5 separate regions of the Mus musculus genome follow, and regions 2, 3, 4 and 5 are each linked to region 1. The links are chromatin loops, found by intact Hi-C in ENCODE. Cell type or tissue: left cerebral cortex. All regions are shown on one strand. Region 1 holds the start of Pax2 (paired box 2). Region 2 has its middle 20 kb from the start of Hif1an. Region 3 holds the start of Kazald1 (Kazal-type serine peptidase inhibitor domain 1). Region 4 overlaps Kazald1 (Kazal-type serine peptidase inhibitor domain 1). Region 5 holds the start of 1700039E22Rik (RIKEN cDNA 1700039E22 gene).

The links. Hi-C counts contacts between places; a loop is a spot of excess contacts. Peaks named below come from ENCODE experiments on the same cell type or tissue, not always from the same donor. Only the 100,000 strongest peaks of a DNase experiment are listed, where the experiment ranks them.
Region 2: a loop joins it to region 1, with 9 times the contacts of the local background. A loop is called at or near these places in 35 of 42 quality-filtered maps.
Region 3: a loop joins it to region 1, with 4 times the contacts of the local background. A loop is called at or near these places in 3 of 42 quality-filtered maps.
Region 4: a loop joins it to region 1, with 2.2 times the contacts of the local background. A loop is called at or near these places in 3 of 42 quality-filtered maps.
Region 5: a loop joins it to region 1, with 2.2 times the contacts of the local background. A loop is called at or near these places in 5 of 42 quality-filtered maps.

Annotation. Positions count from the first base shown.
Region 1 is chr19:44,752,433-44,757,432 of GRCm38, reverse strand. Pax2 (paired box 2) reads right to left here and starts at 527. Exons shown (of 10, transcript NM_001368747.1): 1 at 1-527. The coding sequence starts at 39. RefSeq lists promoters at 65-1,339, 65-4,242, 65-5,000, enhancers at 3,501-3,910, 3,202-3,910, 4,447-4,566 and a cis regulatory region at 4,877-5,000. In left cerebral cortex, a CTCF peak has its summit at 2,547 (motif pointing right); DNase peaks (open chromatin) are centred at 1,241, 1,612 and 2,568.
Region 2 is chr19:44,580,825-44,585,824 of GRCm38, reverse strand. No RefSeq gene overlaps it. Among named protein-coding and RNA genes, the nearest start is that of Hif1an, 20 kb to the right of the region's middle. In left cerebral cortex, a CTCF peak has its summit at 2,989; a DNase peak (open chromatin) is centred at 2,961.
Region 3 is chr19:45,072,110-45,077,109 of GRCm38, reverse strand. Kazald1 (Kazal-type serine peptidase inhibitor domain 1) reads right to left here and starts at 1,023. Exons shown (of 5, transcript NM_178929.5): 1 at 874-1,023; 2 at 1-446. The coding sequence starts at 428. It overlaps Gm35782 (a long non-coding RNA gene), which reads left to right and starts at 2,001. Exons shown (of 4, transcript XR_877888.1): 1 at 2,001-2,088. In left cerebral cortex, CTCF peaks have their summits at 239 and 2,765 (motif pointing left); DNase peaks (open chromatin) are centred at 712, 1,247, 1,924, 2,755 and 1 more place; H3K4me3 peaks cover 2,909 bases; H3K27ac peaks cover 2,188 bases.
Region 4 is chr19:45,078,403-45,083,402 of GRCm38, reverse strand. It overlaps Kazald1 (Kazal-type serine peptidase inhibitor domain 1), which reads right to left. Exons shown (of 5, transcript NM_178929.5): 3 at 4,947-5,000; 4 at 4,695-4,842; 5 at 4,114-4,536. The coding sequence ends at 4,436. Among named protein-coding and RNA genes, the nearest start is that of Kazald1, 4.8 kb to the right of the region's middle. In left cerebral cortex, CTCF peaks have their summits at 1,067, 1,909 (motif pointing right), 3,829 and 4,034 (motif pointing right); DNase peaks (open chromatin) are centred at 1,071, 1,917, 3,473 and 4,050; H3K4me3 peaks cover 1,179 bases; H3K27ac peaks cover 694 bases.
Region 5 is chr19:44,833,078-44,838,077 of GRCm38, reverse strand. It overlaps Pax2 (paired box 2), which reads right to left. Exons shown (of 10, transcript NM_001368747.1): 8 at 4,811-4,912; 9 at 2,601-2,687; 10 at 1-2,108. The coding sequence ends at 1,987. 1700039E22Rik (RIKEN cDNA 1700039E22 gene) reads left to right here and starts at 2,140. Exons shown (of 3, transcript NR_045315.1): 1 at 2,140-2,587. In left cerebral cortex, no CTCF peak of the experiment used is centred here; DNase peaks (open chromatin) are centred at 62, 1,432, 1,665 and 2,597; H3K4me3 peaks cover 1,238 bases.

The DNA of each region.
Region 1 (5,000 bases):
CATCGCGGAGAAGGGGTCTGCTTTGCAGTGCATATCCATCGGGAGGCAGAGGAGCGGGAGCAACGCGGCCGCCGCCGCCGTGTCGCCTCTCAAACTCAACTTCAGGACTTGAGGAGAAAAGGAAGGGACGGTGGGGGAGGGAGAGTGAGCGGGCGCCCGACTGCTGGGGGGCAAGCGAGGGCGGGGGACGCCGCGCCGCGCTCCACGCCGGGACTCCTCCGGGCCCGCTGGGGTTTGCGACCGCAGAGGCTGCAACTTGCCACCGTTGGGGCACGCGGCTGGGCAGTCAGCAACGCAGCCCCGGGGCGACTGGCTGGACCAAGGGGCACTTGGGGCGCATGGCTCGCGCGCCAGCTGCGGCCAGAGCTGAGGCCGGGTAGGGAAGACGGCTCACTCAGCTCCCCTGGAACCCGGTTGTCCGAGAGGCTCTGAACCAAGAGAGCTCAGGGCGGGGGCGGCCCGAGGGCGCCAGGAGGGGAGCCGGGCCGCTCCAAGTGCCGGCGAGTTGGCGAAGTTGGCAGAGAAGTAGCAATCCCCGGGATGTCCAAGCGGGCGCCCGCGGGAGGGGAGCGTGCGAGCCGGCCCCCGCCCCCGGAAAAGGCAGGCGCACGCCGCGGCGACCGAAGGGCCAGGAGGGAGGGAGGCAGCCTAGGAGCCGAGCGGCGCCCGCAGCGCTGGGCTGGCCCCAGGTGGGTTGCGGCTGCAAGAAGACTCGGCCGGAGACTGGAGCCTGGGCTCCCGGTGTGTGTCTCTCTAAAAGCTGCAAAGCCCCCTCCAGACCCCCTCCTCCTCCCCGCGCCGGGAGATGGATGACTTGTCAGACAAAGGCAATAGATTCCACCACTCTGTGATTCGCCAGCGCCGGAGCCCCGAGCTTCGGCAAGGAGGGCCCCGCGCCTGTCACTCCGGTGCTGGCGAGGGGAGGGCCCGGGAGGGGGGGGAAACGGGAGGGAGCAGCGGGTGAAGGAAGAGGGAGGGTGAGGAGCGGGCCAGGGGGAGGAGGAATGGGAGCCCCGGATTAAAACTACACTGAGAAACGAAACTCGCCGAGAAGATAAACGTTAGATAAGGATAAAGAGCGGCCAGCCTAATGAATATTCAGGCAACCACAGAGGGCCTCCGAGCGCGCGGCACTCCGAAGCCAGGCTCTCAGTCCTAACTCGCCCAGCCCTGCCATCCACCGGCCAATGCCCGCAAATCCCAGACGCCCGCGAGTCCGCAGCCCCTGTCCTAACTCGGCTACCCTTGCGCTGAGTTCCTTTCCGTTTCTCCCTGTGTCTTCCTTCCTCTCTCCCTTTCCCTCTGGTCCTTCCCTTTCGCCTTTTCCTCCTGTGGTACCTTCCCATCCACGCACGCATGATTCTCATTCCGGGGCAAAGTGCCCAGCAGTTTGTCCCCTCCCGTCCCACACGCGGTGGCGCGCACCCCCTCCCCGGAGTCTGGGCAGTCCAGACGCCTGGTTTGGAATCAAGCTAGAGGCCTCTGGCTAGAACCCACCTGCCTTGGTGGGACCCAACGGATGGTAGGAGAGCCAGGGAACTTGGCACCTGGACCCTCGGGTAGCTAGGGAAGGGACTGTGCCGGGAGACGGTGCGCAGCGGCTTGTCCGCGGCAGTGACAGAGGATGCAGAAGCCCAAGGCGGGACCAAGGCGTTCTCTTTCCCCGGCTGGGGAGAAGAGGAGGCTATGAACGCGACTGAGCGCCGCCCGCCGCCAGCTCTGCAGATCCCGAGCGAGCGCAGCTGGCGCAGCACGCCGGCCTGGCCCGGCTCCTACCAGAGCCGCTGGCCCAGTCTCTGCAGCCTGGCCCGCACTCGCTCCCTTGTTCGCTGGGGTCTTCTCGCACGCACTAAGCGAGAGAAGCCCTTTGTCTCCTAACTGGTTAAGTACAGAATATCCAGGAGATCTTTATGAAATATTTTCCCTAGTCTCATAAATCATCTTGGCACTTCAGCTGATGTTTTAACTCACCCCCCCCCCCTTTTTCGCTCCCTCCTCCCAGGCTTCCCTGGGTCTGAAAAAGGGCGGCTCCAGGAAGCTCAAGCTGAGAAACACAGCTTTCTTGCCCGGCGGACCCAAGACTCCTTGGTGTTGTCTGCAGCTCCTGAAGCCCAGAGGAAGGGCAATGAGTGTAGACAGTGCCCCTGTCCCTATAGCCAAAAAGCCTCGGCAGTAGATGGGGTTGGGGGAAGCACCCACTAGACTCTCAGCCCGTCTCAGACTGACTCCTACCGGGCATTTAGAACCGCCCACATTCTGGGTGAGTTTCAGGCCAGGCTCAGCTACACCGGATTCTGAGCTTTCCATTCCAAGGGGAGCTGGGTCGGTTGGGATCTGGGCCTTTGCCCGGTCTCCTGGAAATTTCCGGCTAGATTAATCCAATTGCAGAGTAACTGCTGGAAAGTAAGAAACTAAAAAATAAAAATAAAAATAAACCACCTTTCCATCTGCCCACCACCACCCTGTCCCCCACTTCCTTTGGTCTGAGGACTAGGTTCCCGTGGGCAGGAAGAGTAGGAGGTTCAGGGGTCCTGCCAGGAAAACCAATGCCTTCCTCTCAAGGCCTGTAGATGGCGCTCCCGGGTTTGCTTTGGCCAAATCTCACAACCTCACAACCTCAGCAACACGCACTAACTTCTCATAGGGAACAGAAAAGAAGTGTGTGTGTGTGTGTGTGTGTGTGTGTGTGTGTGTGTGTGTGTGTGTGTGTGTGTGTGTGGAAACAGAGTTATTTCAGCCTAAAAGGGTCAGCTCCCATACTGGGGAGCCAGAAGCTCTAAGGTGGTAGTAACCGCAGTAGCCTTATCTTCCTTTGAAGAAGCAATCAGTCCAGAATTTGAGGTGGGGAGCATTCAGAAGAGTTCATAAAGGAACTCTTGTTGGGTGTGCTTAAGTTAAGTCTTGGTATGTCTGTTGAGGAAACAAAAATCAGCGGAGTTCCTCACTCCAACAGAGATCCAGAGTCCTCTAGAACTGAAATATAGTTTCATGTTTCACGTCCTATGAAATGTGAACATAGACAATGGATATTTCCCCATAAGAATGGGAGTGGGGTCGAACTTTACATTTTGTAAAGAGAACTAACAATTCAATTCGTAAAACACTTTTGAAGTTGCACTTACGCAAGTATCTGCCACATACATCCTCTTAGGAATGAGGGCTAGTGATAGTCTAATTTCTATGTAGCTCCAGAAAACTCAGGCATGCCTTCCCAGGACTCCTGGGACGCGCGCGCGCACACACACACACATACACACACACACACACACACACACACACACACACACACACACACACACACCTCCAGTTTCCCTGTTAGTTTTCCAGCTGGTTTCTGGGTCTAGATAATCAAAAGGCGATCTACCCTGCTGCTTTGGAAGCCCGTTAGCCTCTGCACAGCCCTCTCTTTGGACTTTAGAAGGAAGGGCTGATTTGCAGATGTCCCTTCTCGATGGCCTCTCCTTCTGACTCCCCCTTTCCTGTTCTTTTTCTTCTTCTATGGGCCCTAACAGAAGGGGAAAGAGTAGAAAAAGAAAAGAAGAAAGAAGAGGAAAGGGAGGAAAGAAAAAGAAAGACAACAACCCAACCCCAAACACAGCCAGGGCTCGACCTGTCAGGCTTGGTTGCTTTTCCCTCATCTGACTCTAAATGAACCTTTTCTCTCTAGTGTTTTCAAAGCAGCCCTTCAACACCCCCCCACAACCTAGGGGCATTTACACTTCAAACAAGGAGCCCGCCTCCCTGCGGAAATTTAAAGGCAAATAAACTTTTGGGGAGTTGCTCTGATACCCATCTCGGGATTTGCTTCATTAGTCGCCTCTGTGCATCTGATCTGCCCAATAAATCTTCCTTGTGGATCTCAGTTCCTTCGCCTTCTCTGCTGCCACCTCTGCCATGCTCGCTTGGCGCCTGGCAGCCCCACTCCTACTACCTCCCTTCCGAAAGCCTAGGGTCAAGCTGGTTCTCCGCTGGAGCGGGCCTGCTCTGCGTGAGTGTTAGGTGTGCGGGAGGCCTGCGGTCCTGCAAGAAGGCCCTCTCATAGATACTTATGCAAAGGTGTCCCAAGCCGCATGTGACTTATACCCCAGATTTTAATGCGTCTGTGGGCGGATCATGCATAAGTAAAGTGCAGGCAGAGATCCTGTCTGCTAACCCCGCTCACCCAGGCCCCCTTTCTTTACTCTTTTGCTGGGGGTGGGGTGGGGGCGTGACATGACTGCATCTCTTCTGCACACAGGATCCTGATCCTGACCCCAGTCATTAGGCACAGGGTCTCTAGCAGTTCTCGAAGGTGGCTGTGTCACCGAGGACCTGGCAAGCAATCCCCCCCCCGCCGCCTCCCCCGCTGCAGTGAAGCATTCAGCTGTGCCCCTCCCCCCACCCTCGGCCCCGCTTGTCTTTTCTCCCTCTACCTCCTGGGGAGTAGCGTGGGGAGCTATGGCCTTAGCTCTGAGGGAGGGGATTAGAAATTCCGAAATTAAGCGTACCTCCCTAGGAAATGCTCCCTACAGCGCAGACCAAATTAAATGCATTAAAGTTGGGGGGGGGTGTTTAGAATGAAGGGACATGAAAACAAAACAAAACTGGTCCTAAGGAAAGGAAAGCAGGATCGAAAGAGGGAGAAAGCGAAGGCTGAGAAGCTGCTCAGCAGCTCAGCATCATTTCCGTTTGTAACTCACCATCTCCACCAACAAAAAAGCAAAGAAAAAAGTTCTTACAATCAAACTCTAGGTCGCATATCCCCGGGCCATTTGCACTCCGAGTGGGCCCTTGGAGGGCGTACCCTAGGTGTCCAGGTCCCTGGCAGTAGGTGACCGCTCCAAGGCCCCTCTCCTGCCCCGCCTGGCCGGTTCCCGCCAGGCCCCTCCCGCACCCCTCCCCCTGCCTAGCCCGCTTTCTGGTCACATTGGAGGATTTTTTTTTTTTTTGGAAGAGCTTCTGGTACAATATGGAGCACCGTGGGCTGCAATTTCACACTCCACAGCACATTCTCCCTAAAG
Region 2 (5,000 bases), 170 kb after region 1:
GGTGAGGCATCTCATCCCACCACGCTTGCTTGCCCGACTGTCATCCTCCTGTCTCTTGTTCTCCCCAAACATGGCAGACTTCTCGGGACTCCCAGCTAGATTCTCCTCACAGCAACTCTGCCCTCTCCTGTCACCCAGCCTGGGCAGCCTGACTGGAAAGGGCTGACCTTAACATTGACTGGTTTGGGAGATGGAAGCCTGGGTCCAACCTGAACCTAATAACTCCATGTCTTCCAGCCCCACCCTGTTTCCTCCATCCCCTTTCTAGCATTCAGATCCTCTGAGTACAGACCTTTTTCCCCTCCTTCTGTCTAATCCTTCTCAAAATACCAACCTGCCTCCCGTCCTCTGTACCTCTGGAAGGGTAGCCTGCGACCGTCTCTCCTCTCTCTCCACCTTCTCTCTCAGTTGCCTTCCATCTAGCTGACTTCTCAGTCACCAATTCCAGTGTCCTTTGCTCACCCAAACGGCCCCTCATAGTTGACCTTGGACTGAGCGTGGTGGTTAGGCACACCTTTAATCTCAGCAGTTGGGAGACAGATGCAGGCAGATCTCTAGGAGTTCTAGACTAGTCTGGTCTACACAGTGAGACCCCGAGTCTCAATAAATGAACTCTCAGAGTCAGTCTTGGTGTACAGACCTCCTGCTCCCTTCCCTCTGTCTCAGTGACCTCTACTCTTTTTAAGTAGTGGTTGGAATTGAACCTAGGGCCTTGGGTGTGCAGGACAAGTGCTCTATACTGAGCCATAGACCAGGCCATGAAGGTCCTCCACTCTCATGGTTCCACCCCCACTTACTTGGCAAATGATTCTCAGGTATTTTCACGTGTGTGTGTGTGTGTGTGTGTGTGTGTGTGTGTGTGTATGTGTGTTTAAACTATCTCTCTCTTGGGTGCTTTCACCTGTCTAGTGTTCTCCATTCCTATTCGGCCTCAGTTTCCTCTGGTACCAGCCATACAGCGTCTGTGCCAGCCCTCTGGGCCCTTCTCCCTCACTCCACCTCAACAGTGGTCTCTGATTCCCCTCCCATCAAACTGCTCTCCTCCCTGGCCTCAGGTTCATCCTCGCTTCTGTCATTTTGCTCTCGTAGAACATCATACTGTTGTGTTTCTTTCCTCTTCGTTAGTTAGCTCACACACAGAACACCTCCTCCAATAAACCCTACCCATTGTAAGCGTAGCTCTAGCTGCCCTCCGCCTAGGCGTCCCCTCCACCCCACAAGATTTACTTATGTGAGTGTGTGGGTGAGAGTGATACAGAAAATGGTATCAGAGGTGGTTGTGAACCACCTGATGTGGGTGTGGAGACTAAACTCAGCTCTCCTGGAAAAGCCGAGAGTGCTCTTAGCTGCTGAGGGTCTGACAGCTGCAGCCTTCTTTTGTAGGGCGTGTTGCTTGCCTCACACTTTTGCCAACTGACTCTCAGAACTTCTCTACTCGACTATCATGCCTCCTCTTTCTGTGGAGAATGTGTCTCATCTCCCACGTCAGGCTGCGTGCAATCCTCCCAGGTATACAAGGCTGTGTATTTGTATGGGCACTCACTCCTAAGGTTCAGCTGGAGTGACATCCATCATTAGAGGGGATGCAAGCTCCCTCCGTATGCAAGCCCCGTTGATCAATGATTGGAAAATCAAGGCATCTTTCCGGGATGTTACCCTTCGAGAGTCTGCAGAGTTTCTTGAAGGTATCACCAGTCAGCAGATGGCCACGTGTTCAGCAACTGCTGAAGGAGTGCTCACCTTTCTGGGAGCTGAGCCCTACAAGAAACTCGGGAGAGTAAATTGGTTGACAGTGGGCAAAGGAGATGGGACCGGCTCCCCTTGCCTGGAGTCCATCAACAAAGCCGGAAGAGGTTTCTGGAATTTCCTCATGTGAGCCAGCCTTCCAGAACACACACTTCAGCTTCACTCCACGCCCAGGGTGACCAGGTAAGTTCTCCAAGATACTCTTAAGGAGCATCCTTATCCCCTCTTAATCCAGAACACTGAATAGTCAGTACTTGTGGCTCAATGCCTCCGCACAAACCATAGAATGGCTGCCCCCAGGGGCTTTGGTGAACATGGCCATCTCCTTTTCCGGCCCTTCTGGCACGGTCGGGATGTGGCAAACCTTCCTCTTCAGTCCTTCAGTGTACTCCTCGCTTCCTTCTGGTTCTGCTTCCTGTTCCTCATCTAATGCATTCTGACCGCTTTTCTTTCATCAACTCATTACACTCAACAGACACTAGTACCATTGCCCAGCTATCAAGTGGCCCCTCTCTGGGTGCCTACATCCAAGTTCCTCTGTGGCTCTTCCATCTGCCAGGGCTCAAACTTTGGGAGATTGTCCCCATGCTTAGACTCACCTGCTTACCTGGAAAGCAAGTTTGTGTTCTCTTTGCTAGCCCAGACCCATGAGTGCCTCATTGTGCCCAGCTGGGCTCTCGGGTAATGTAGTCAGAGCACATTAGAATCAACTGGGAAACTGGCTAGGATTCAGACTCCTAGGTTCTAGCCAGAACTTCGAAGCGATTCTTCAGATGTAACTAGAAATCCGAGTTTCTGGAGACCCTGTTCCTGCAGGCCTTGCCCTAGGCGATGACTCTTCACTTGTAAGACTGTGAACTTCGTGGCATGTTATTGAACAACCACTATTAAAGGCTCTGAGACCTATCAGAGCTGAGGTGAGTTAGTGCCAGTCACATGACCTGTCACTGACATTTGGGGCCTTCCGTGACCCCACAGCTGTGGGGCTCCTGATCTCTACACTCTCCTGTGAGAAGAGTGGCCCCTGGCATGGTGGGCCATGTGAAAATGTAGCTCATATTGGGAAGCTTGGCCCCAGCAGGTACCACAGGGAGGGGTAAGGCTGTGGAGTCATCTCCAGACTTTTGTCTTTTTGTCACACAGGAAATCTCAGGCCTAGCTGGCCTGTGCAGAGCGGGCTCTCAGGCTCCCCCAAGTGGGCAGTGTGGGTAGCACAGTGCTGCCCATTCCAACACCCAAAGTGGCTCTGGATCCCTGCATGGAGCAAGTGCGCCACGCTGTGGCCACAGCAGGGGCCACTCGCCCCAAGGGAGCACACTGGAAACAGGGTGCTTGAGGTCTGGATATACAGACCCCCTCCCACCTCACTGCCTCCTAGACTCCCTTCTGTTCCTCATCCTGACTTTGGGAAGGTGACGTGTCCACCCATTGGAAGTAAGGGAATGCAGAATTACATCCTCTCTTCCACATCTCAGCAAAGTGCTTCAGTTAACAGCACCTTTGTGGGCATCAGAGTAGACTCCTGTCCATTCCAAAAATCCCAGCACCCCAGAGCCCCTGGCAAGCTTCTGACAGTATCTATGCCCAGGCCCTGCAGGTGGCCTATCAACTGAATTTCTTCACTTGTACCCACCCTTAGAAAACAGAACAATGATCATAAAATTGAACCTTGTATTCCAGAGGTGGCTCGACCATCCCAGCACACAGCGACACACAGCAGCGGCCCGGAGGAAGGGATGTCCCGCTGTTGTGTTGGTTAATACTACACATGGCTATATTAGGGTTTTAGTAATCACATCACACCGTTGACTCATATTGAGCTTTCAGTCAACTAAACCCCCCCAGGTCTTTTCTCCGCGAACCGCTGTCAAGCTGGGTCCACCCCGCCCCCCATCCAGTACTTATGCCATTGATTTTGTTTTAACCTAAGTGCAGGACTCTACATTTATCCCTGTTAAATTTAATCTTGTTGGTTCCAGCCCAGTGTTCCAGCCTGTTGAAATCGTTTTTGAATCCTGACTCTTTCATGCAAAGTCTTAGCTGCCCCTCCCACCTCCTAGCTCCGACACCTGCAAATCTGATGAGCCTGCTGCCTCGGTCAGCTGTCAATAAACATGTCAGACAGGACGCAGGCCTAGACTGAGCTCTAAGGTATCCTTCTGGAGACTTCCTTCCCATTCAGCCTGATGTGGACCCATTAATCAACTTCACCGCATCTAGCTCTTCACTAAAACCTCATGGCCATTTGGTTCAGTTGTATCTGCCACATCTACAGACATGATGAGGAACCCGTCAGTTGCTTTGGAAATTTCTCTTGCCCTGGGATCACACCTGCCCTCGTTATGCACCCCAAAGCATGTGTCCGGTCATCACCTCAGGGGACTGTAGGCTTCCCATGGTGCCCCCTCCTTCCTGACTGAGTGTCAGGGTCTCCTGAGAGTATCTCTGCTGTTTTATATCCTGCTGGGCTTCAGGGTCTCTACATCTGATATTTCATACTACCACTCTGCACCTCTGCAGATCTACTTTCAGTTGTGCAGTGGCCTCCCTCGACTACAAACTGAAAAGCCCTCAACCAGCTGCCCCTTAAAGGGTCACTGGAGTCTAGCAAACACTTCCAAAACCACTTCCTGTCTCCTAAGCTGCAGTCGTCTGCCTTCTAAACTAGGTAATGCAGTGGGCTGTGATGACATCGATCGAGGAAGAGGATTCAGAAGCCCAGGACACCCAGGTAGACCAGGAGAGCCTATTAGCTCTCAGAGCAGTCAGGCTACATCAATCAGACTAGGCAGGTGGCCAGAAGTCCACTGAACTGTCTGGTCGTAGACTGGAGCAGCACTAGCGTAAGCAAGGGATTCTCTCACATTTCCTACACAGGTTGGGAGCCGCAGCCCAGAGGAGTTGGAACATCAGCCTAGTTGGAGATAATGAGAGCAGAGAGGTGTGCAAGGCTTGTGCTCTTCCTGGCTAGACAGTATCAGCCATTAGGAACCTCAGAGAGCTTAAATTCAGGGGTCACCCATTCACTCGTGTCTATGGAAACGATAGACACGAGTCACACATGTCACAGGAAACAAACCAGGGGGTAAGGTCCAATAATAAAAAATGGAAACTGAGCACTTGGTATGAACACAAATTGGTCATGTAGGGAACATGATGTCGTTAGATTGGCTGATTTTAGACCTCTTTAAATGGGGATTCCTAACTTAAATGGTATCAATTCTGAAGACCTTTAAAGCAGTTATTGGCCAATA
Region 3 (5,000 bases), 320 kb before region 1:
CCACAGAGCGGGCGCTGCGAGCGGCAGACACACAGCGGCTCCGGCACCTCTCCTCGACTCAGGTCACCGCCCGCGTCCAGCCTGCACTCGAGCTGCTCGCCGCAGCGCCCGTAGAAGTTAGCGCTGGGGTCCAGATCGCAGAGCTGGCCCTCCAGGTTTGCGCATTCCCAGCAGCAGCCGCACGCATCCCGCACCCGGCCTGCTAGGCATCCCCGCGGCGCAGCGCACTCTTCTGGCCGGCAGGGAGCACAACCCTCGCCCTCGGCTAGCAGCCGCAGCCAGCCTCGCCGCAGGTAATCGGGGCCTGTGGACGGCCTCGCGCTAACGGGTAGCTGGGTCCACACCACCAGCAATAATGGTAGTAGCAAGGACAGCGCCAAGGTAGGTGCAGCATAGTTAGCTGGAAGCCCTGTGAACACTCGGGGCATCGGCGCGTAGGTGGCACCCTGCCAGGAGAGGGAAGCCAGGTCTGGAGGTCAGAGATAAAGTCAAGGCTGTATAAAAGCTTGATTCTATCCTCTGCTACCCTGTAGCCAACTAGAAGCCCTAACAAAGAAGCCTGGTGATTCCCAGGGGTTTATGCCAGTTGGTAATTGATTAAGCTGGTCTTGGGGACTAGGGAATAAAGAGAGAGTGTATCGGGGAATGATCACTAACACCCATGCAGGGATGCACACACCCATACACAGACATACGCGTATACACACACACACATGCATACATATATGCACGCGCGCGCGCACACACACACCAGCATCACCTCCAGAAACCACCCAACTCTGATGCATCTTTGCCCCAGAGATAGATAAAACTACACTTGATGTAAAAACTTCAGGTTGGGGTGATGGTGCTGGGGACATACCAGCGACTCACCTAGTGCCTTGGACTAGGCCCTTAACAGCTGGGATTTCCAACCTAAAAAAAAAAAAAAAAAAAAAACGGTAGGGAACGAAGAGTCGCATGCACGGCCAGCCAGACCCGCAGGCCACCCCTGCTTCTGTCAGGGGATCGCTGGCAGCCCACAGACTTAAGATTCAAAGAGAAACTCCTCCGCCTCTTCTCCCCGCCCCCAGATGTCGAATACCCGCCTTCTTCCCTGGCCCCGAGGCCGATAATTTTATCCAGTCTCACAAGGACCCTCCTGGGCCTTTCACTTCGACCCTAGCCCAAAGTCACAATGAGTGTACAGAGCCGCGTAACCAGACGCCGCCACTGGGAAAGCAAAGGCTATGAGAAGAGAATAGGGGTGGAATGGCCGAGGAGCTCAAACTGTTGGCTGAGCCTCAGGTCCTGTCTCATCTGATTTAGGTCTGGAGAGCGGCAAACAGCTACAATATAGAAAGAAGGAAAGGCTAAGAAATTTTACTCAATGTAAAATTGACTTCAACACTATGGGCGTTTCTGGAGGCCAGGCTCGGGGCCAGCTTCCTCTGGGCACGGTTTGCAGCTGTGTTCACCCAGTCTCTCCACTGGGGCGCAGACTAGACTATAAGCTTTTCCAGCTGCCATCCACATCTGGCTACCTCCCTCCCAATATAGGGCAGGTGCTTGAACCCGCGGAGGAGCCTGGTGATTAGAGGTCGGAACTGACTAGCGGCCGCAGCAAGGCCGGCGGGTGACTCCCCATAGGGCGTCTCTGGGCTCCGGATTACAGGTTGCAAAATTCGAGCATGTCGGGGCCAAAAGTGTTCAGTCTGGAGACCTCCGCCAACGCCACGGTGGCACTTTTGGGTTAGGGGCAGGAAGCAAAGCATCCCCGGAGGCCCGCCCACCACCCCGAGAATGGCAGGCCCCGCCCCCGCCGGCCCCCAAACAGCTTCCAAAAACCGCAATCCAAGCTCCTAGGAGGAGGAGGAGCAGAAGGAAACCGGGCTTTTAGGCAAGGGAAGGGTGGGGCTTATATAGGCCCCGCCCAGAAGGCGTCAGAGGTTCTGACTGCGCGTGCGTCCGCGGCCTGCGGCGGCTCCGCTCTACCCTGCGAGGAAGAAGCACTGCAGTCACCGCGCAGTTCTGACTTTGGCCGAGCCCTCCTCAAAGGAGCGTTCAGTCAGCAGAGACGCTGCCTCTGATCAGAGGGGTTCCGACAAGGTAGAAGAGAGCTGTACACAGGCAATCCCAAACTCCGAGGAGACGGGAAGCGAATTTCACGCGAGGTTTCGGGATTGTCGCGAGAATCCCAACGGCAAGCTAGAAAAGGAAAAGCCCGCGGCTTTTAAGCCAGGAAAGAACGAGGGCAGGCAGATTCCGATGGTGGTGCTAGGCAATCCCTTGGTTGGAGGACGCGTTAACTGTTGGCCTGGGAGCAGAAGTGAAGCGAGAATTGCAGGATGTTTTGGAAAAGGCGCGAGGAGGGCTTGCCTGGTGGAGGAATGGAGACACTCTAGGGGAGGTCCCTAGCTGTAACTGGGGGCGGTGATCGTTGCCCGATGTAGAGTGGGAGCTGTCCAGGTCTAAATGAGGAACTGTGAGCTTTCAGCCCTAGGAGCCACTATCAAAATCCCCAGCGTCAGGGTCCTAGACACGCTTTCCATCTTAATCGTTGCCGGCGTTTACTGTTAGTCTTCGCGCCTCTAGTAGGAATCACTGTGTCTTCTGTCTCTGTACTCCCCACCCCCACCCCCACCCCCCGCCCGAGACCGACTGCTAAGGAAGTTCTTGGGAAGCATTTGTGCTTTAAAAGTGAAAGACTCCCTGGTTCTGAAAGATGCAGTCACTAATGAGAGGCTAGGGATTAACTCGACGGAGAACGAGCGCCCTCTGGTGGGTTTGCAGCAGCTGCGACTCGTGACAATGCATACTGTCTATACTTTGAAAACGTTCTTACAGTAGTCTTGCGTTGCTGATGATTAAACCCGGGACTTTTAGAGTTAAGCCAGAACTGTTGTCACCGAGCAGTATCTCTGACCCAATAATAATATTTTAGAAAGGAGTTTGTTCGCATAGGGCAGTTTGAAAGCCTAGCTACTCCTGTCTCCAGGTGCTTCTTGTCCGGCACTTTATCAGGTGAAGTTCTAAAACACGTTAAGCAGCAACCGTGGGCACCAGAAAAAGAGTTACTTAAACGTTTAAAACGTTGACTCGGTTTGACAAGCTTCCTTTTTTTTAATTTTTTTACTTATATGAGTACACTGCAGCTGTTCTCACACACTAGAAGAAAGCATCAGATCCCATTACAGATGGTTGTGAGCCACCCTGTGGTTGCTGGGATTTGAACTCAGAACCTCTGGCAGAGCAGTCAGTGCTCTTAACTGCTAAGCCATCTCTCCAGCCCTAGCTTCCTATTGTTGAAGCAAAGGAAATTACTTCTAGTCCACATGATGCGGTTACTGCCAGGCATATCAATGAACGAGGTGTGCTTCAGATGAACACCTGATAGTTCATCTTCTTCTAAAATATCTATTACTGGTTTGTGCCTATGGTGTGTATGTATATGAGTGTAGACATATTTGTGTTTGGAGCTCGGGATGATTTTCAGGACTCAGTCCATCTCCTTCCATCTTGAAGTCATCATCAGATTTGCATAGCAAGCACCCTTACCTGCTGAACCATCTTGCCGCCCCCGAGTATTTTTCTACATTACTTTTGTTTGCGCGTGTTTGAGTGCATTGTACACACTCTGTGCACATGAATGGGAGTTCTGTTCCACCCCATGAGCCCTAGGAATTGAATCAGGGCATCATGCTTGGTGCAAGTGTCCTGCCTTCCTATCATCTCTCCAAACCCCTAATCTTGTTTATGTGCCTTGGTGTTTAGTGTACCTGGGTGAGCACATCAGATCCCTTGCAACTGGAGTTATAGACAGTTGGGAGCTGCTGTGTGGGTGCTGGGAATTGAACCCAGGTCCTCTGGAAGGTGAACTGGTGCTCTTAACCACTGAGCCATCTCCACAGCCCCTCCCCCCCCTTTTATTTATGGTGAAAGCCAGTAATGGTGACACATACCTAGAATCCCAGAACTCAGGAGGTAGAGGCAGGAGAATCAGAAGTTCAAGGCCATCTTTGCCTAACCAGGGAGTTGAAGGTCAGCTGGGTTACACAATACCCTGTCTCCAAAAATCAGACAACAGGAAAAACCCTTAGGATGACTTGGGAGGACTCACTCTATAGCCTTTACGTCATAAACTTTGGTGGGGCACAGTTATGGAGGATGGTGGGGTGTCATTTGAGAAGGAAGTGAAACACATGGTTCACAGTGACAAAATGGATACAGATGAACCCTGCTTCCTATGAATATTAGAATCAATTAAGTCAGAAGGGCTCAAGATCGATAATTAAGATGAAATGCTTTATATTGGTCTACTATGACAAATAGATGTTCTCATTAAAGTAGAAAATAAGATTAAGATAAGTATGTAGACACCACAACTGTATAAAGATGTATCATAAATATCAGTGAGCAGAGAATTTGCAATGAGGCTGCGTGTAACTCTCACTATCCTTTATTTTGTAAAATTATTTTCATAATGAAAGAGTAGAGGCCAGTCTCCCATACCGCCCCCCCCCAAATAAATGAATAGTGACTATTCTTTAGGTAAATTAGGATGTTGAAATAAATACAGAAAGCAGGGTCAGATAGGAAGATAAATATTGTAATTTATCTACAAGTAACATTATAAAATGGAACTAGACTAGCCAGGAACTTGCTTCTGGAATACCTAGGCACTCAGGCAAGCTGAACAGATTTCAAGACATCTTAGACAGACACCAGGCCAACAGTTTCTTTATCCTCCTTCCTCCTTCTCAGGACAGTTTCTTTCTGTCACCCACACCCAACCTTTAATATCTCTTCTGCTTTTGACCACCTGATGACCAATTTTCATAAGAATAAAGTTAGAAGGAGTATCTAAAGTATTCTACATTTCCTTAAAGTTACAATTATTATGTGTAATTGGTGTCTGTAAGTGCAGATGCTAGTTGAGTAGCGGAAGCCAACGAACAACTCAGGTGGGGGCGGGGCGGGGCAGGTGGTGGTGTCCTTTCTCCTGCCATCAGATGTGGGGA
Region 4 (5,000 bases), 330 kb before region 1:
GCCAAAGGAGACATCTGGGAACTTCTGCCTTGGTTCAGTTACCTAGGACCAGGAGAAGATGAGAGACAGGAAGCCATTAGCCCTAGAGTCCTCAACCGTCATCCCTGGAAAGTCCATGTCTTCCCTCAACCTCACCCTGTTTCTCTTTTTCTCCCAGGGGACTCTGGGTGCTCTTAAGTTCCTCAAAGTCGCTCCTCTCTCCTGTGGTGGTCTACGCTCAGTGGATGGAATGAGACCTGATGGTGGACACACTTGACCTAAAGCCTGTGTTTCACATCTATCCAACTCCATTCAGGGAGACCTAGATGGCAGAGAACACGTCAGGAATAAATTCATCCCTCCTGTGTAACCCCTCCTGACCTTTGACGGGGAAGGCCAGCTAAAATCTCAATGCTCAGTCTAAGTGGCGTGGCACCCGACTGGAACCCCAGCACTCCGAGGACAGAAGTGGACAGATCTTGATAAGTCAAGGCCAGTCAGGTCTATATAGTGAGTTCCAGGATAACCAAGGCTACATAGTGAGACCTTGTCCTCCTCCTCTTCCCTCCTCCATGCTACCCCAAAGACCTCAACCCTAGGAAGAGGGAGGACTTCAAAGAAGGGAACCAGTGAGAAGAAACTCAGCAAAGCCAGGCAAAGAGGAAGGAGACATGTCTTTTCCCACAGACAGGCTTAGGTAGTAGTCTGCAAAGTGGGCCTTAACAGCATCCGTGTAACAAAAGAAGGGAAGAGGGACGAAGTAGCCAGGGAGCACCTTTCCTGATTCCACCCTAGGAGTGTGCTCCTGGGGATTATGTTCTCCTCCAGAGCCATGCCCCACCCTCTTTTGGGTCCCCGGGACTGAGTTTAAACCAGAACTCTAATAACAGCATGGGAGAAGATGGCCCAAGAGCAGGGAACAATGTTTCATGGAACACTGGTGTTGAGCATCCGCCCCACCTTACCCACCAATGAGTCACCTAAGCTAGGCCAAGCCCTGAAGCTTTTAAAGCTCTCTTCTTCTCCCCCCCTCCAGCACATCTGGAACCCAGTTTAAACACAGAAAAGCCTAGAGAGGGTTGGAGCCCCCTAGCGAGAGAGGACGGGAAAGCGACTTGTCTGAGCCGGTTTCCGGGCTCTGACCAATCCTCATGTATCCCTGCACCAGAGCATCTGTCTGGTCCCCTAACTTAATCCCATCTGTCGTGTCCCCTAATTTAACTCTATCCCCGAACCTGGCTACATTTCTTCCCTCAGGCCCTTCTTAATTCAAACACAACATCCCAAGTGCTCCCCTCCTGGTCTGCAACTGACTCCCAGAGTTCAATGCCATTCAGACGAGACCCCTGCCAGTCTCTAAGAGACCCCTTACACTGTGGGCAAGCCTGTCTCCTTCCTGTGACCCTTTGCTTTAAGAAAAGTGGGGGCGGGGTGCTGGAGAGATGGCTCAGCAGTTAGCACTGGCTGCTCTTCTAGAGGAACTGGGTTTGATTCAGCACCCACAGTCAGCAGCAGCTCACAAGCATCTGTAAACTCCAGCTTCAGAGAATCTGATGCCCCATTTCTGACCTCCGTGGGAACCAGGCCTGTCCTAGGCCTGCGCTGGGATTAAAGGTATGCTCCACCACACCCCTAATAAAATAATCTCTTTTTAAACGTCTCTTATATAGAATTAATTTATTTTTATTTTTATTTTATGTGCGTTGGTGTTTTGCCTGCATGTATGTCTATGGAGTTACAGACAGTTGTAAACTGCCATGTGAACGCTGGGAATTTAACCCTGGTCCTCTGGAGGAGTAACTAGTGCTCTTAATCGCTGAGCCATCTCTCCAGTCCCCCTTGAGGGGATCTTTTTACAAGGGTTTTTCCAATCAAACAAAAACTCTCAAGGCCCCTTAGCCCAGGCCCGCCTGCCACTACCAGAAGTATCCACCAGATGGCAGCCTTTCCCCAGTTCCTAAGAATTGCCAGAGAGGTCGCCTTTTCCCCACTATTCTTAGTGGTTGGGGGCATAGACTCAGCCCCTCAGTATGGCGAGTGCATCCTTGGTCCCCAAAGTCTGCAATTTTGACCTCTTTAAAATCAAATCCTTCCTCTCAATCTTCAATTCTCCTTCTACTGGATGGGCAGACTCCCCCTGGGGTCTTCGGTTCTGTTCAGTCCTCAGATCGACCCCTATGGGGCGGACGTGACTTGGCTAAGCCCCACACCCTCGATTCTGACCAGCGCGGATGAAAGAATCCTAGAACCTTAAGCAGAAGTGGTCAGAAGCAGCAGCGCCCGTGTTACTACCACTCCAAAAAGGGTGATGGAGTCGGTGCCTTTAGCACATAGTGTCATGCACACTTGTACACGCAGTCCCCTTTGGTTTTCTCCACACACCCTGCTCTGAATGGAGGAGAAACGCAGCCAGGTCAGCAAGAGAGCATCCTTTCCGCAGGTCGAAGGTCAGAGGCCAGGACTACAAGTTTGGGAGAGGGTTGGTTCGTATTAATCCAGTTGGTCTTCTCTCCCTGACTGACAACCTCCGGGTGGGGCAAAAGGGAACCCTTTTGTTACATCTTACACAAACGACTTAAAGCCCCAGAGGTGGGCCCCCGGGATGGCGGTGCACAGGGAACGTCCCACCGCCAGGCCTGGGCCTCTATGGCTCTGCTCTCCAGCAAAGGAACCGCGCACCTCGGCTACGAGCCGTTTAGTGCAAAGGGCTTTAAAACCCGTGGGGATGCGGAGCCGAGAGTGCCCGCAGCCGCTCAGTTTCCCCGTCCTCCTCCCCCTCTCCTCCCTCGGGAGCGGCGGGAAATTATTTATTAAAACACCGCCCGCGCTCTCATTTATTTGCGGTGAATAATCCTAGGCCTCTCAGCGCGTTTATTAAACCTTTCCCGTCCCCGCGCCCGCATTACTTTAATAATAAATCGCGTGTCACTTTCCGGCGACATTATTAAACCCCGTCCGCTGCAGCAGAGGCGGGGTGCGGGGAGGGTGCAGGCGGTGGGCGGCAGAGCATCCTTCCACTCCAGGCTGCGGGGCCCAAACCCTCAAGGCTGCAGAGCGGGGAACTGAGGTTACTCCCCGCAGATGCGACAGATTCGGGTTTGGGCGAGAGCCAGCCTGTGCTCTGCAGGTAGGTACAAGGGGACAGGCAGGCCCCAGGACATCTTGACGCCACGGAGAACAAGCTATGATGGACACAGGGACCCGGACCTAGGTCCTCTCTCACTGGGTGGAGAGGACCTTCTTGAAAGCGTGTAGTAGGACGATCCCCACCCCCACTCGGTCCAGACCCTCCCACTGTTCTCCTTCTGCCGTTCTGCCAGCGCCCTACAATTCGCTGCCAGTACTTGGCCGCAGCACGGCTACCGGGAATCACAGTCAGAATCACACTGGAAAAGTGGCAGCAGCCAGGCAGAGGCAGTTGGAGATGCAGTTCATACAGGCAGGAGGGGTGGCCAGGCCTCGAGCATGGGGTTCCAGGCCACGCCCCTTCCAGGGGGGGCAGCAGCCCGCGATGGGTCTCACACCGCAAACACAGACGCTGAGCCAAGAGCGGTCCCTCCCCGCGGTGGCGCCAGCTCCGGGCGCAGCCCCGGCGCGTAGGAGGTTGTCGCTTTCCACACACAGCGTCTTGGCCTGGTGACTAACTCCACCCTACCCTTAAACAATTTCATAAACTCCTCAGTGTCCCCGGGCTAGGTACAAAGAGTATGTGGAGAGATCTAGGCCAAAGAGTACTTTTGTGAAAAGACCTCACTCAAGTCAGAAAAGACTGCTAACAACTGGGACAGTTAGAAACGACTTTTACATTTTTCTGGAAAATGGAAAGGAAAGGAGGGAGAAGAGGAAGGGTGTGGCTAACACAGGTGCCCCCACCACTAATTTATATTGAGGTCCCACCCACATAGACCTGGTTCCCCACTCTGCCTGGGAATCTATCCCTATACCAGCGGGGAGGGGGGTGCGGGGGGGGGGAGTGAGGGGGTCTGGGACGACTTCCTCCTCTCTCCAGTCAGATTGCTCTAGGCTCCCTCAATAGAGGACAGGAGAGGGCAGTATAGGGCCTGCAATCTGTTATGTGCAGAAGCCAGAGTCTGTTATGTGCGCATCTGTAAGAATTGTCCGCAGCAGTGTGGCTCGGTTTGTTTATATATTTTTTTATTGGTGCCCACTGTGTCTAGTCGTATGCTAGGTGGGTTTTGTCCCCTAGAGTGTATAAGACACGGAGCTACCCCACCCCTCTCCCTGTACTGAACTAAATCAGTTCCGCTGCGCTCATCTCTACCGCGGACGCTTCTGAAAGATGAGTTTTGAGGAAAGATGAGCTGAGGCTACACTGAGCATTAAACAATCCATGTAAGGACCCTGCTCGCCTTTTCCAGTCTTCTCCGGGCTTTCTAGACAGCAAGGATGCAGGGCTCTGTCCACATGCCCACACCTGCAAAGCAGAGATCTGGACCTAGTAGTAATCGCCCAACTCTTCACTTTCTGCCTCCTCCTCCTCCTCAGGAAACAAACTCCGTGATTGCAGCTGGGAGAATCCCGTGGCGTTCAGCTGCTCTGCAAACATACGTGGTGAAGGAAAAAGGGTCAGGGGAGAGACTTGGTGTATGGGAAGGCACGCGTGTGTGTCCGAATCACATGCAGCCTGTTCCTTACAGGCATCCAAGAGTCCTAATGCAGCCCATCCTGGTGCCCAGCGCTCAGGGCTCCCTTACCTGGTGTGAGCACTGTGAGGGTTGCAGAAGCTTCCGCTTGGCCCAGAGCATTCCGGGCAAGGCAACGGTAGGTGCCCTCATCACTAGGGCGCAAAGCTTGAATCTGTAGCCAGCCAGTCACCTCAAACTTCTGAGGTCCACCCCTAAACTGGAGACAGACCTTGCTGTCAGCAAGGTCATCTGCAGAAGTCCTGTTTTTTTGTTTTTGTTTTTGTTTTTTCAAGGAGTATGCCCCTGCTCCCTGTCCCCTACCTGCACAGAGATATGAGGGTCATCCCCCGGCAGCTGGATGTCCAAGCCATCTTT
Region 5 (5,000 bases), 81 kb before region 1:
CCGCACTCCTGGAGCGCGGCCAGCTCCACACAAGACTGGGTCAGGCTGGGCCTCGAAGCTGGGACCTCGTTGCCCTCGCCATCCAGCTCCAGCCACTGGAGCACGGTCGGGCGCCGGCAGTTCCCTTAGATTGTTCACTTTTCTCGCTTTCCTTTTCAAATAAAATGGCTCGAAGGAAAGCGCACTCTGGGCTAGGACTCCAAGCCTTTTCGGATTTGTTCAAGGATTTTTATTTATTTATTTATTTACTTATTTTTTTTTCACTTTTATTTACTTTGTTTCTGTTATTTCGGGTCGTCACGATCCACGGTTGAGGAGACATGCAGGGAGCATCGCCGCTACCGAGAGAGCAACTACAGGGTGGGGTGGGGCAGGGTGGCCTGGTCGGGCACGTGGGGCATGGCCACAAGGGGCCAAGCCCCGAGGTTGGTTCTGCCATCTTAGATGTAGCCTTGGAGGCCTGGGGCAGAACGGACCGAGACAGAGACAAGTGAAGAAGAGAAAGAGACACAGAGGGGTCGAGAGTAGCAGAGAAAAGGGAGATGAAGTGGGAGAGATGCAGGGCGATGAACACGGAATTACAGAGAAACAGTCAACAAAACAGGCGAGAGGTGTCCACGGGACCATGTTCGTCATTTTGCATAGAGATTTCTTTCATAATTTTTTTTTGTAACGTAAAAAAATGCCCCCCTCCCCCAGGACGTGCTGTGCTTTAGTGGGCATGTAGCTGTGTCCCCCCTCCCTCCCCCCAGCGAGCGGCGACTCTCACAGCACGGACAGAAGGGTGTATCTACAGGCAGGGGGGCGGGGGGGGGGCGGGAGGACAGGGACTCTATGGTACCCGGAGGGGCGGGGCAGAGAGGGAGGGGCTATGTACAGAGAGAGGTTCGCCTCGACAGCACACACCGTCTTTCTATAAAGCAGCCTGTTGGGTTTTTGTTTGTTCATTTTTGCAAAGACCATCATCATATTAAATAAGTGTAGACTTTTTTTTTTTTTTGAGGCTCTGTTCAGCTCCTGCCCAAGGGAAGGCTGGGGAGGGGGTGCTTGGGGGGAATGGGGCGGGGAGACCCGGATTTTCATCTGGGGCGGCTCGGTCGTCAGTTCCTTCCAGGCTTTTTGCGCCCGCAGGTTGGGAGTTTGGGATGGGAGGGTGGGGGTGGGCAGCGCATTACTGATGGGAAAAGATCAATGCTCGCAGCCGCAGCCTGAGGACACGGTTCCCGCGGTGGCCCCGACGTGGCTGCGTGCTTGGGACCAAACACAAGGTGTCGTGGGATGAGCCGAGGAAGCACAGGAGGGAAAAGTGAGAGGCCAGCAGGTGGAAGAGGCGCTGACGTAAGGGCAAGGCGGGGCCGAGAGGAGAGTCACTGCAGAAGGAGATCGCAGGCCCAAGGGAACTAGGCAGTTCAGGTGGATGAGCTCAGTTGGCGTCTGCTCGCCTTGGGTACCAGCCTTGGAAAACGCTGTCGCCCCAAACGCTGTCCCTCGAGTCCGACCCTTGCGTCCCAGTGCCACCGTCTGGGGCGGGGCGCAGACAGAAGGCGGGGTCAGCTTGGCAGGCACAGGGGGGATGGGGCAGGATTTCCCCCCTAGGGTCTCCCCGGCGGCTCCTCCTTCAGCACAAAGTCCTTTCCTTAGCTTCCCTTGCTCAGCTTCTCCAGCGAAGCCTCCCGACTCCCGGGCGTCCGAAGTGGGCTGCCCCTGGGTGGGCCACGCTGATTGTGTGTCACAGAAACGGCGCGCGGGCCAGAGGCGGGCGGGCTTCCGGACGGCGCCGCGGTCCAGGCAGGCGGGGAGGGGCGACGGGCGGGGCTGGGGCCTGAGGGTCCCACCCGCGGCTCCACCTGTCCTGTCTGGCCATCGACAGGGTGATGAGAAGGGCTGCGGGGCTTGGGGGAGGATGTCTCGAGGTGGGGGTGGGACAGGGACGGTGGCCGAGAGGCAGCGCGTCGCTTCGGTCCTCCCTCCCTCTGGGGTGGGCGGTCAGACGGGGACGATGTGGAGGCCGAAGCTGTCTGCCTGAAGCTTGATGTGGTCCCCGCGGTAACTAGTGGCGGTCATAGGCAGCGGCAGCAGCGGCAGGGGCGGAGCCCCGGGGGGCGGCACTATAATAATAAGGGGAACCTGGAAGTTAACACAGGAGAAGAATGGGCTGGGTGAGAGGACAAACAGGAGAACAAAAAAGGAAAGAAAAGCAAAGAAAAGCCCTCCCCGGGTCCAGCGGGATCAGGCCTGGAGGACTGTGGCTCGGCCCCGAGGCCAGATGCCCAGGAGTAGTGCTGCATCCACAGGGCGGGAGAGGGACAGGACAGGTGACACCCGGCTGCGGATCCCCCAAGGGGTCCGACGGCCACTGTTGGCTAAGAGCCCTCCAGTGATCAAGAGGTAGGGGAGGGAAGAGGCTGGAGGCGCAGGCGTCCTGGTGGTATCCCCAGGACCCGGCGCTGCTCTAATGGGCCTGTCTCCCTGGCCCATCCGGGTACCCAGAATTGGGGTGGTCCTGAGTGGGATCCGTATCCCGAAGCAGCCTGCGCGCCCGAGCTGGCGAGCGGGTAGGCGACCTTGGGAGCCGCCGGCCTGCCAGGTGGCGTACTCACTTAGTAAGGCGGGGTTGCTGAATCTCCAAGCCTCATTGTAGGCGGTGTACTGGGGATGGCTGTATGGGTTGCCTGAGAACTCGCTCCCTGTGGGAGGGCGGGGAACTGGAATTAGAGGCGTTCAACGTGTCCAGTTGGCCTCTTCTGTCCTGTCCTCACTAGTCCCAGTCTTGGGTGTTTCAAGCAGGGATAGGGCCCCTGGGAGCAGGCCAGAGGCCAGGTAATCCACACACTCCGAGCTCTGCATGGGGACAGCCACCATAGACAAGTAGCAGCCAGATCCCTGCACACCTAGGCATGGAGGGAATCTGTGGGCGGGTTTGTGCCTGGGCTCTCCTGCAAGAGATCGCTGCCCAGGAAGGGTTTGGTCTTGGTCTGGCTGCTCCCACTTAAGTAAATTGGGAGCTGAGAGCTTTTACAGTGGACACTGGCTTTAGGGATTCTACAGCATGAGAGAGGGGGAAGGTGGAGCAGGAAGGCCCCTGGGACACTTTGTCCCAGAAAGCCCTAAGAATGGCATCTCAGAGCTGTGCCAAAGCTAGGCAGGTGGTAGTGGTGGTGCCCTCCTGGGAAATAACCCCTCCCACTTTTCCCTCCTGAGGTTCAGTACAAGGGCCACGTAACTGGGGAAGTGAACTGCGGGAATCCACTGGACTGCTCGCAGGCTCAGGAGCAGTGAGCAGTGGAGGGCACAGTGGGTTGGGAGCCTTCGGGAGCTACCTCCCTCCCTCCAGGAGGAGAAAGGCCAGGCCTATGGGTTTCCCCCCTGGCCCTTTCTCCTGTGTGATGACCCCAGACTGTTTACAGTGATCCCTAACCGCGGGTTAAGTAGAGGAGAAGGGGCCCCACTCCAAGAAGGAGCTGGGTGGGGGTGGGGGATGCAGCCACTGGAAAGCCTGTTTATTGACGAGGAGGGAAAGCATGCGTGCAGCAGGATAATGAGCTTCTGAGCTCAACTGTGACCAAGAGGAACTGAGCTATCTCCTTCCCCATCGCTAATGAAACAAGTGTAATTTCCTCATCAGCACTAGATTCTGTTTAACGACTCCCCCCTTGCCACCATGAGCTCTCTGCGGCTCCCCTCATCCCTACCTCCCTGTAGACTCCCCACCCCCCACCTCCCCACTCTTTCCTCACCACCACCACCCCACCTCCCTAAGACCTCCTCCAGCCTCCACCTGCTCACTGCTGGGATCTTCTTCCAGAGCCATCCCTTGCTCCCCCACCAACAGCTTCTACTTGCCTTCTCCCAAGTGTGAGCCCCAATCCCTTCATCCGCACCTCCAACTTCTCTCAGTCAGCCCTATTCTCTTAACAGGCTGTAACGGGCTCCCCAGTTTCTCAACCCTTACTCAGGGCCGTGCCTTGATGAATAAGGCCAATCCAGCTTTCTGTCCTCTCTTTCTCCCTCTACCAGTGAGGGTTGAACTTGAGGAGTGGGGCATACAAAAGGGCTCCAGAGACAGTGGACTACAGGCTGGGAGAGTCTTAGCCACCTTAAGGTGAGAGATTTTGGTGTTTCAACACCAAACTTCAACTCTCTTTGACTTTAAGCCACTCTCATTTGGGGTGAAGGTTAGAGAGGACAGCCACCAGGCTGCTTCCTGAACCCCAAACCCAAGTCCAGTGCCTCTCAGCAAAAGGGTACACTAGAGATTCAGAGGAGCACAGAGGACCTGGGTCCTCTGAAGACATGTGGAGTTGTTGTAGCTAATTTTTCTCTGAAGCTAACATCTCTCTGGTTCCCTCCTGTCCACTTTGAGACTAGCTTCCTTCTCTCTAGATTGGGATTGGTTCTCCACAGTGGTCTCCTCCCCTGGCTTGGTGTAGACCAGCATGGCTTTGTCTGAATGACTGCCATGCCCCTGAAAATGGTCCTTGGTTCCAAGTTTCCATGGAAACCAGGGCAGGCTCTTCCAGGCAGTGTCAGCTAGCTGAGTTAGGCATAGACTTGGACGGATGGGTGCTGAGGAAGGGCTATAACCTAAAGCTGTGTTGACAAGGGAACATTTCTGTATGCTTCCTCCTTGCATTGCTTCTAAAGAGTCAGCTATGGCCATAGAAGGACAATGGTTTGCAGAACAATGGCTTGTTGGTTCTCCCCCCCCCCCCAACCCCCGACTCCCAGCCACAGATTACAGTCCACTAGCAGCTCTCCCACAATTTAGTTAACCCCACCCAGATGAGACATCTACAGCATTGTCACCTACCAGGCACCATTCCTGCCAGGGTGGAGGTAGGGTAGCTTCCCTGGCCAGTGGGGGGCACATGAGGGGGGTAACCAGGTAGAGTGGTGCTCGTCATATCACGACCTGGAAAAACACAAAGGGGAAGGAGTGAGGCCTAGAAGAGAGGGGCCTGCCTCAGCTCGCTCTGGGATGCTCTAGGGAGAGGATGCTC